Regions from separate parts of the Homo sapiens genome. Here region 2 is linked to region 1. The links are chromatin contacts, found by Hi-C or POLR2A ChIA-PET in ENCODE. All regions are on one chromosome and are shown on one strand. Each heading gives the region's core, a stretch centred on a gene start or an enhancer-like site at or near the end of the contact. The rest is flanking DNA. Distances are from core to core; before and after follow the strand shown. Region 1 holds the start of MYL12BP2 (MYL12B pseudogene 2). Region 2 overlaps IRF2 (interferon regulatory factor 2).

Evidence for each region. A loop is a pair of places that touch in the nucleus more often than their neighbours do. ChIA-PET counts read pairs that join two places held with the same protein, here RNA polymerase II (POLR2A). Pooled maps may share reads with other maps.
Region 2: a pooled map shows a loop between it and region 1 (5-fold over the local background). The contact joins the enhancer-like site here to the promoter of MYL12BP2 in region 1. A Hi-C loop is called at or near these places in 1 of 168 maps with a recorded cell type or tissue (CD4-positive, alpha-beta memory T cell) and 8 of 50 pooled maps. POLR2A ChIA-PET finds 5 or more read pairs at or near these places in 5 of 52 experiments (HepG2, OCI-LY7, activated B cell and 2 more).

The regions. Positions count from the first base shown.
Region 1 is chr4:184,312,956-184,315,693 of GRCh38, reverse strand. MYL12BP2 (MYL12B pseudogene 2) reads left to right here and starts at 1,365. Exons shown (of 3, transcript XM_047416561.1): 1 at 1,365-1,389; 2 at 1,546-1,734. The coding sequence starts at 1,365. RefSeq lists enhancers at 895-1,054, 1,185-1,454, 1,373-1,874.
Region 2 is chr4:184,456,277-184,459,014 of GRCh38, reverse strand. The region is part of intron 1 of IRF2 (interferon regulatory factor 2); the gene reads left to right. Among named protein-coding and RNA genes, the nearest start is that of IRF2, 17 kb to the left of the region's middle. RefSeq lists an enhancer at 1,146-1,205. Within about 2 kb of position 1,319, at least 4 of the 41 ENCODE cell types and tissues checked have a DNase peak (open chromatin) inside an H3K27ac peak, as active enhancers do; they include OCI-LY7, where a contact is called at or near this core.

The DNA of each region.
Region 1 (2,738 bases), core at 116-2,615:
TGACAGAGGGATGGATGATATGAAAAGGCAGCTGTTCTCCTCCCGACCTAACCCCAATTCTTACTCCATGGGTTCATGACAGCCCATTCTGCTGGAGACTGTGTCTTAAAACTTTCTCCCCTAGTTTCTCTCAAGTACCCCTCGTGAGCTGTGATTTCACTGGGCTTTCAACTCTTAGGCCATTTTCTTTGTGCCTTTCTATCAAAGCTTTATATCAACTCAAACCATGTCTATAGTAGTTTTCCATTTTCCTTTTTTTCTTTTTTAATGATTGTAATTTTTTCAAATGGATTATGTATTTTTATATCTTTTTTCTTTTGAATTTACTTCTTTTTTAAGAGCCATTTTTTGTTTGGAGCAAAATTGAGCAGAAAGTCCGGGGAGTTCCTCGCTGCTCCCACACACACAGCCTCCCCGCTGTCGATATCTGGCACCGGAGGGGTCTGACCCTTACAAGTGAGGAGCCTATGTTGATGCACCATTATCACCCAAAGCTCATAGTTTACACGAGGGCCCACTCTTGCTGTGGAACCACGTTCCTTTTCCCCACGTGTTTTTGCATCCCTTTTCTTTTTTCTACCTTCCCAAACCCTGTGATGTTCGGAAGAGCTATGATCCCTATTCTATAGAGAGGACACTCAAGGAAGCAGCTGATAAGTAGAACCAGGACTCAAACCCAGATCTCATAACTCTAAATCCAGCAGTGGTAGTTTTTTCTCTTTAATACAATTATGACACTCCCTTTTGAACTTGTGATATATACCTGCCGCTAACACACACACACACACACACACACACACACACACACACACACACACCTTGAGAGGCTGTTGCCAATTGTTCTTTAGGCATCACACACAGCCCCGGCACACAGCAGGGGCTTAATAGATATTCCTTACATCGAAGTTGAAAGTCTTGTCTCAACATTCTGCTCTCACACACTCGCCTACAAACTCATCAAATAATAGAGCATCGATTCTCATTCTCTCCCTCTCCCTTCCTTTTAAATCTCCTGGGGCTTAGAATCCATAATTTGTGGAATTCCCGCATTCCCACAGGTGTCCTGGGAGGTGGGCAGGGCCAACACTTCAGCAGCTTCTGCAACGCAGCAGACTCCTGGGCCTGATGTGCTAGCTGCCCATTTGCTATGGGCCTTCGCTCCCCAGAAGCACCTCTCTGGGTATGGGGCAAACACCCCTCATTGCTGCAATGCAGCCTCTGCTGGAGTGAAACAGGATGCTTGATTTCTATTGCGTCAGTAGCAACACTGCCCAGAGGTCTAAGAGAGGAAGTCAGAGCAAAGCCCATCAAAGCCCACCCAGAACAGCAGGGAAATTCCAAGTCATCGGTTTCTAGTTCTCCCCATGCGTGTGGTGGCCCTGCTTTGTGGTGAGCCTCCAGGACTGTCCTGCTGTGCCTCTGAAGCACCTGCTCACAGAAGGGTGACCCATTGAGGCATGCAGTGGGTTGATACAAATGTCAACTCCAGCCCCTGTCATCAGCTAAAGGTCAGCAAATGAGTTCTCTGGCATTTGGGGTCTGCAGGAGCAAGTGAGTACTGTGAACACCTGCAGTGTGGAGACCACGTCCATCTAATTGGCGTCTATGGGGCCCAGTGCCAGGCTGGGCCCAAGTGTCGATTCAGGAAGGGTGTCTCAGGATGCAGAAGCCGCCTGATGCGTGCAGAGGTGGATAGGCCTTCAGCCTGCTCTCCTCCTCTGTCCTGCAGACCGGGTGAGTTATGTTAGCCTCTGCTTTCCCTTCCTGTCCTGAGCACAGCAATCGGGACAACCACACATCCTCTGAGAGATGATAAAAATAATGAGACCAAGAAGACTGCACCCAAATCGATGTTTTGTCTTTGCGCAGACCCCATAGTGTGTCTTGTGCTGCAGAGGGAAGCACCTGGCATCTTGGGGCCTCTTCTCTGCCCCCTCCCCACTTTGGGGAGGGGTTTTGTCGGGGGCAGCCTCCATCCTTTGGAATCCTGTCTGTGCTCTGATTCTCCCTGATGGTCTTTATAGCTTTGCATTATTTTGCTTTCAGAGAACAGAGAAATGTGAATAAGAACAGAAACATGGCACCGGTGTCCTCAGCTTCTTCCCCACCTTCACAGAACTGCTGCTGCAAACTAGTAGTTTTGAGAAATGATGAAAAACCTGTGGTTTTCCCCAAATTCCAAGAATCAGAGGCAGATTCTAGGAGGGTGAAGATGGTGTGGGCTCAAAAATGGTCATGCGGCACATCTTCTGAGGAGATATGCTGCCCATTAAAAGGGCAAAACAGGAGTTGGTGTGTGGGCAGTTCCCGCATCACACATAAAGGCTTCACCAGTGAGGCTCAGCCCAGGAACTGCCTGCCCTTGAGGCTGGGGGCTCACAAAGAAAGCTTTCCCCCAGCTTCTGATGTCCATGAAGAGCAGAGAGCATGCTGGTGGTGATTCATAACCCCCTGAAATGTATCCTCAGTTTGCCAGAGAAAAATTTCTAGGACCCACCTAATAAGTTCATTCATTGGTTCCCAGACTCGGCAGGTTTTACCAGATCCCTCACGACTGGTCCCAGCTTCTCTCCCAGCACATTACTTGAAGGTACACAAATAGTCCACTGTGCTTTGTTTCCTCTGTTTCTTCCAATTCTCTCTTCTGCTTGACCAGCTTGTACTTGAAGATCTAGGTTTTGGGAGATTCCCGGGATTGCTGCCAGGCACTGCCTGCCCCCATCTGAGTAAGGGGTGTA
Region 2 (2,738 bases), core at 70-2,569, 140 kb before region 1:
CCATTCAATCATGGTTCAATAGTATTACTGAGTGGATGAAAAAAAAATATTGCCGTAATAACAGATCTGTTAAGTAAAATGGATAAAAGCATTTGTGTATTTATTGTGAATTGTTGACAGCAGGAGAAGCCATTCATTTGTTCTTACAAGAGCCATAGTAGATAAAGAAATTCAGTGAAATATCACAACTGTATGGAAGCAAATTCATTGTTGGTTTAGTTTTATGTCCTGCGGAAATTTTTCGTTTTGCTGAATCCTTTTGAAGAGTTGAACTTTATTGAAAACTATAGCCTGGCAAGGTCATGTGTGGATTATAACTGAGTTGTAAATAATTGGAAGAAGATGCATAATATATGTGAGAAACAGAGAAATAATATATGTGTTGTGAAGCAGAGTGGTAAGAGGAGTTGCAAAAATTTTTATTCTCTTCAGGCTTGGGGCAACGATTTTAAAAATCCTTAAAATTAGTTTTAAGTACTGTGAAAACAAACATGATAATGATGAAATTAAATTGAAGACTCTCTTCTACAAACAAATATCTTAAATAAAACCCTCAGAGGAAGTCATTCCTTCAGCAGACAATTTTGAACAGCTGTGTGTGAAGCCCTATGCTGCGAAGATGTAAGGTTGAAAATTTCAGATCCATGCTCTCAAAGAGCTTATCATTTGGTTAGAGAGACAAGCAGGTAAATAACCATTCCTGGTCATGAAAAGAACGAAAGATGGGCTTCATGGAAGCACAGCAAGCCAAAGGCTAAGGGAGAGAAGAGGAAGAAGCAGTATCTTCTTTTTATTCTTTTTAATTTACTGGAGCTACCCATCATGAACTAAGAATTACGTCTTTGACCAGAGAAACTGGGGCGTGCCTCACCACTGACTTCTGACTGGCCGGAAGGAGGGAGGCAATGTCATCTGGTGGCCAGTGGGTGAGCAGGGCATTTTTGGTTGAAAGAACAGCAAGAGCAAAGACATGAAGGGTTGACAGTTTCTTCCGTTCCTGGTGCATGGACCACTCTCCAGGGTGGCTGGAACAAACAGATGAAGGAGGGAGTGTCAGAGCCAGTTCCTGGTGGCCACAAATATCTCACTCAGTGCATGTGTTCCTGTTTCCCAGTAAGGAAGGGTTTTGTTCCGAGGATACAGCCAGCTTTTTTCTTTTTTTTTTGGAAGGTTTTTGAGGATTTGGAACATTTTCCCCTGTGCATTTCAGAAAATGATAGCTAATGACTGTTAGCAGCAGGGCGTGTCGCAGCTGTGCACCTGCAGCGTTGGAGAGGAGCTCTGAGGCGTGTGCATTTGTAGTCTGCGGTCCATTGCGGGAAGGACTGGGTTGTGCCTTTGATAATAGCCAGGCCTGTCTTTGAGGTGCTTTTATATAAGTTTCTAAGAGGAAATGATGAATAGGTACAAAAATATTTTTTGTACTCTCTTTTGTTTGTTTTGAATTGGTTTGTAAAGAGAGTGATTATAGTAAGTTTATAATCCTCAAGTGAGGAGGAATTAAAGACAGTTGGCTCAAATTCAGGTAAGAAACCCAAGTTAGAGAATCAAGGATAATGGCAAGACCCCCAGAAACAATGCCTTCATAGGGCAGAAGTTAGGACAGGGCTTCCTATCCGCCCAGAGTGTCCCCAGGTCTTCCGAGTGACGTCACGCCGGGCCACAGAAGGGCTGGGCGAACACCTCAGGTGCAAACCTTAGCCAGTGGGACTCAGGAACTGGAGGGAGCCCCAGAGCTGCCCGTGCCATATTGAGGCTTCTTCCCTGCATTGGGACCACATGGATGATCCAGGAAAATTCCCCTCTGTCAAGGTCAACAGACAACCTTTAAATCACCTGCCTCCTTAATTCCCATTTGTCACATAACACAGTCTATTCACAGGTCGCAGAGGCTAGCGTGTGGGATACTTGGGAGGCATTATTCCACCTGTATCATGTGTTAACCAAACCACCTCACACTCTTCATCCGACGCAGCTACAGAGTGTTTGGGGAGATGTGGCCATCAGGTGCCGAGGCCCTCACAGCTGGGGTGACCGGCTGCCTTGATGGCATTGACTGGATGTTTGCCGGACTCTTCACTTCCCTGGGGCGATAAATTGGAAGATGTTATTCAAAGGCCTAGATATTCCTGTGGTTTATTTCAGTATTTCACCGTCTCCACTGTATTATCACTAACTGCCGTGTTTGAACCGGTTGTATGTTGTGGAGGGCCGAGCCACAGGACTCGCGTAGACTCGGTACCCTCAGTACGTGTTGGCTGAATTCAGTTGCAGTGACTGACTTGGTCCTCCAATTGTTATTTGCTGTCCAGACACAGAGGCGCCTGCAGGACATTGGTGCCCCTGGGCTCAGGCACCCGGTTTCCCGGTAGGGAGGGCGGACCGGGCCGCAGGAAAGCGCGTCAGCCGGGTGTGTGCCCTGGCTGGACCGAGGGGTTTCCTCCGCTCAGTCGGCAGGGACCCTCGCTGAGGTGCGAGGACACATGGCTGACTCTGAACTCGCAGCTTCAGGGAAACCTTCCAGCAGTTTCTCCACCGCGGCTCTCACGTTCCCCGTGGCGCAGCTTCTTCGTATCACCAATGGCTCGGACACGCGGGCGCCACCCCTCTCTTGCCCTTGTCGTTGTTCTTCCTTTTGTTGGGAATGTTCTTTCTTCCCTTCCACCTGAGGATCCCTTGGCTTCCAGGCCCAGTTCAGATGCCCCCTCTTCTAGGAAGCCTTCCAGAGTCCTCTCTTC